Linked DNA regions of Homo sapiens: region 1 is linked to region 2. A link is a loop called in an ENCODE intact Hi-C map of the cell type or tissue named here. Cell type or tissue: Calu3. All regions are shown on one strand.

Region 1 (2,500 bases), 930 kb after region 2:
ACTTAAGAGTCAGTGAGACCTAGATAGACCCCTCAATTCACTATTTATTAGTAGAGAGATTTTAGCAACTTACATAACCTCTCTGAGCTTTAGTTTCCTCACATATATCAAGGGGATAGAGTCTTCCTCTCATGGTGGTATCTGAACAAGGTAATGCATGTAATATGCTTAATGCAGGGATGAAATGTTATAAACGGACCGTGTCTCTTATTGCATGATCTGTTTTCTGCCTCTTCACACAGCGTGACTAAGTGAAATGTGGTGCAAGTTGCCAAGGATCAAAATGGCTCTTTATTATAACCTTATTTTTAAACATTTGAAGACCAGTATCTACTATTATCTCACATACTGTTATTCCTCTACACCACAGGAATAGGCTGCTGAAAAATTATGCTTGAGGTAGGGAGGGAAAGGCTTTTTGAAGGTCTTGGTGTGATGTGCGAGGAGCCTGACTAGCACTGCCCACCCCCCACTTCTGCCCGCCAGTATCTCAACCTAAAACAGGTTTTCCTCTGTTTATTAGAAAGTTCCCTCTGGCTCGAGCATATTTGCTCACGATCTTGGAGTGGAGGCTCAATTCTGGCCATAGAATCATAAGAGAGCTGCAACCTCTCTCACAAATGGGCTTTCAGGCAACATTGGGTAGAACTGAATTGTTTCAAAGTGAGACAGTTGCTAAGAAACAAGGGCTTTAAGAGAGGCTTCCCAGGGCAATCCCTTGGCAGCAGGTGGGAAGAGGCTGGATGGAGTTGACAGTTTCTGAGATGGAGTCTCAGGATGGAAGAGTAGTGAGAGACCCCTTAAACAGCAGACACTGAGAAATCCCGCTTTGCCACTCTTCCCCAAGCACATTCACTACCTGAACGCCATCAGTCAGGCTTCCCGAGCTTCGAATTAGGTAAATTCAATATTGAAAAGAAACGTTTATATTGCCACTTGGGTTGATTATAGCTTGTTTTTCCTTAATTAACTCAGTCCTGACTGGTGAGCATTTAACGATAAATTGTAGCAGTGACTGGAGACTAGAGACTCCGGTCCTTCTGGGACCTCTAGGTAAGCAGTTTTCTTTAACCCACTGCCACCTAGTGGTAACTGAGCAGACTGAAAAACTCTTCATCTATAACCAAGGAGAGAACGGTTGGCATTTTTTTCTGCTTGCCACTCCTATCTTGGAAGCACAGGGAGAGTGATCGATGTGTCTCTTTCCACTGGCCTCCACTCCCTGCCAACATTTAACTGTCACTGTACATTTACAGTGTCAAGCTAGCTGACTCTTTTGCCATTACTTTGATTAATTAGGACATTCTCATTTAATCAGAAGTATCTGAGATTCAAAACAAACAGGCAAGGACCAGACATACAGCACACGGGTCTTGCCTCCCTTTCTACTGCAGCAGTTAGCAACTTGGTGTGTGTCAGCTGGGCTCAAGTTAATGGATCCTTTAAAGTGAGAAACTGGGTCTTGACAGTTAACTTCAGGTTTCCCCCTCTAAGAATAAATGTGACTTTTCTTGTCTACCTTACCAGGTGATTCAGTTCTGGAAGCACACAGAAGAGATCCAAGTAATCAATGTGGCAAATCTGGGACAGCTAAACTTCCTGTACATGCACAGTGGAAAGCTGGTAGAAAATTTAAATATTTTTGGAAGAATGTGAAGATTGATTTGCCAAATGTGGTAAAACACTCAGAGGGAGCAGAATGAATGGTGATTTCAGCAGATCATGAACAGAATGGACTAGTGCCAGTGAGCTATTAGGTAGAATAAATTCACAGGGCAATTACCACTGCTTGCAGCTTAGAGGAGATAATTCAGAATGTGGGCCAAGTTCCTTTCCTAAGCATGAACTTCAAGTAAACTTGGAAGAAAAAAGCCACCTCAAGAGTGGTGTTTTATTTTTATTTTACTTATTTTTATTTTTTGAGATGGAGCCTCGCTCTATCGCCCAGGCTGGAGTGCAGTGGTGCAATCTCAGCTCACTGCAACCTTCGCCTCCTGGGTTCAAGTGATTCTCCTGCCTCAGCCTCCCGAGTAGCTGGGACTACAGGTGCCTGCCACCATGCCCAGCTATTTTTGTTTCCTTTTTTTAGACTGAGTGTTGCTCTGTGGCCCAACCTGGGGTGCAGTGGCATGATCTCAGCTCACTGCAGCCTCTGCCTCCCGGGTTCAGGTGATTCTCCTGCCTCGGCCTACCGAGCAGCTGGGATTACAGGTGCCCGCCACCACACCTGGCTAATTTTTGTATTTTTAGTAGAGACAGGGTTTCACCATGTTGGCCAGGCTGTTCTCGAACTCCCAATCTCAGGTGATCCACCCGCCTCGGACTCCCAAAGTGCCACGATTATAGGCGTGATCCACTGCGCCCGGCAAGAGTGGTGACTTAGATGTGTGGACTTTGGTAAAGAAAAGGTACAAGGTTACAATAATGTAAATGCAGAAGGCTTGAGATGGTCTAACTTTCTAGACAGGTGTCTTCACTTGGTAACAGACTCCCCTGCCTC
Region 2 (2,500 bases):
GCATGCCCCCATATGGATTTTGCAATGGTTTTCACTAGGCTGTCAAGAGTGCGATTTTTATGGGTTGGGGTGGGTGGGGGAGGGGAGTTGTGGGAGGGTAGGGGAGGGAGGAAAGCTGTTTTTCATGGTGAGAAATAATAATGATGACTAATAATAATAAAAAAAACTGGAAAATGTAAGCAAGGTGGACGCATTGCTTCTCGGTACTCAGAAAGGTTATCTGAATTTGCGTGGTAAGCGCTGGCCTGAAGATGTACACAAGTTAAAGCCATATTTTATCTGGTGAGCCCCTTAACTGTTTCTGAAGGAATGAACGGTCAGCCGGGAAGGTGTCCGGCTTAGACCTTGACAACAGACACTACCCATCTGTCAGCCATGTGCAGTGGTTAGAACTCTTCTTGAAAGTCCAAAGAGCCTTTAAAATGTGTATAATTTGTGTTTTGTTGCTTCTATTTCTATTGATTAGATGAAAAGACATTCTGGCCCTCTGATCCTCTTTCTTCTCCACAAAAGTTTTACAAATAAAAGATGTTCCCCTAAATACAGAATATGGCTTTAAGAAGAAAATGAAATGAAGAATTAAATTAAGATTTCAGTGTTGGGGGAAAAAATACAGCTTCTGGATGACTGGATTGCATAACATTGCCCTGGCCTCACATTGTACTAGGATGCAGCTTAAATGAAGTCATCTCTAAATCTACTAACCTTTCACCTTCTTATCAAAACTTTTTGAATAGACACACACTGTACAGTTCAATTGTTAGAGAACCTAACTACTGTAGAGATTGTTAAATTTTTTTTTTTTTTTTGCAAAAATTCAAGCTGTAAAAACTTTTCAACTTTCACAATATTTAATTAAAGTTACTTCCTGTCTGTGATGGCAGCTCCTAGTTGTGTATTCATTTCTCTATTTCAGATGAGCCAAAGTCCAACATAATGTAAAAGGTCTGTGTTTGCAATGACTCAGATCAGTCTTGATACCCAGTGAAAAGGAATTAGGGTAGTGCTGGGACACCCTCTTTCTTATGTAGGTCCTTGGGGATTTGCTAATCTGGGATGCAAATTGAACACGCGCAGCGTACTGCTGCCCTCTGCCGGCGGTAGCTGGATGTGCACATGCCCACACCGGTCCATATAGGAGCCAAGAGCCCCCAGCAACTTCAACAGCCAAGCCCTGAGATCCTCCTGCGTGATTGAACTGTGAATCCAGGAAGTGGCCATTCTAGAACCCCTATCCTTCGTGCTACAAATCTGAACCAAGCTTTTCACACACAGCTGCTAATTAATCCCAGCGAGCCTTCTGGTCAACTAATTATGTGCCCTGGCTCATTGATGAGGAGGCATGTGTGAACTGAGCCTTCTGTTATCAATATTTTTTAACCCCACATGAATAAGATACTTTTCCTGTTGGACAGGAGTGAAACATTCCACAAATACTAGATAGGTACCTACTCATGTAAAATTGTTTCACTTTAAATTCCATCATGATCATGAGTCTTTCTAAATGCACACTCAATGATTTTCCTACTTTTACAGTTATTGAACATGATGAGGTTAATGATACTTGTAAAATGCCTCAAAAACTCAGCAGATAGGCTGTAGGCCAACGGAAACTTGATGGCCAGAGGTGATAGGATGGCTGCAACACAGTCACATGTGGTGGGCACTGTTTCGGCTTTGGAATATAGCCCGATTTGAGTAATGAAAGAGAGTGATATATAAGTTAGAGAAGCTGCCATCCTTTTAAAGAAACTTGCTGAAAAGTGTGGCCATTCAATATATGTTTCTTTTGAATTCTGTGTTTGATATAGTTTCCTGTATTAGATGCAGAAGATAAAGATTGAACAAGAGGCCCCTTTTCTCAGGATGCACACCATCTCAGAAAAGACACACTTATATTCAAATTATGCTAGAATGGTCGGCCAGGCTGAGACAGGTGTGCCACAATGCTCCACAGAGCACAGCTGACGTCCACACCTCTGACACGCTGGCCCCTACAGTCTTTAAGGGCTACCTCTTGAAAGTGCTCATTCACTCGATCGTTCATTTATTCATTCATGCTTGTAAACTTTGCGCGTTTCCTATGCCTCTGGTGCTAGGCAAGACATGGTGATACATCGGTGGGCCATGGTGACATTATACCCACTTGGAGCTCATACTTGAGTGGGGCAAATGAACGTTAAGCAGCCACTCAAGTGCCTGTAACAAACGAATCATGGTAATGAAGAAAATGTCTACAATGCTCTGAAAGTACATTGCAGCAGGATCTGATTTAACCTGAAGTGCTGGGAAAGGCTCCAGAGAAAGTAACATTTGAGCTGAGGTATAAAAGCTCAGCAGGAGCTAACCAGGTGGGCCTGGCCCCTTAGGCAGAGGAAATGAGGGAGGTGTAAGAACACTGAGCTTTGGAGCACATAAGGTACATTTAGGAACAGAAAAACTATGTGAGTGGAGTGTGCAGATGTGCACAATGAGACTGTGGGGCTTGGGAGTTCAATTC

The links. Peaks named below come from ENCODE experiments on the same cell type or tissue, not always from the same donor. Only the 100,000 strongest peaks of a DNase experiment are listed, where the experiment ranks them.
Region 1: it touches region 2 in a loop (7-fold over the local background); 2 of 110 quality-filtered maps call a loop at or near these places.

The regions. Positions count from the first base shown.
Region 1 is chr5:157,760,749-157,763,248 of GRCh38, reverse strand. No RefSeq gene overlaps it. Among named protein-coding and RNA genes, the nearest start is that of LSM11, 18 kb to the right of the region's middle. RefSeq lists a silencer at 1,116-1,165. In Calu3, CTCF peaks have their summits at 838 and 1,055 (motif pointing left); a DNase peak (open chromatin) is centred at 1,078.
Region 2 is chr5:158,694,298-158,696,797 of GRCh38, reverse strand. EBF1 (EBF transcription factor 1) reads left to right here. Exons shown (of 16, transcript NM_024007.5): 16 at 1-878. Among named protein-coding and RNA genes, the nearest start is that of LINC02227, 290 kb to the right of the region's middle. In Calu3, CTCF peaks have their summits at 916 and 1,115 (motif pointing left); a DNase peak (open chromatin) is centred at 1,087.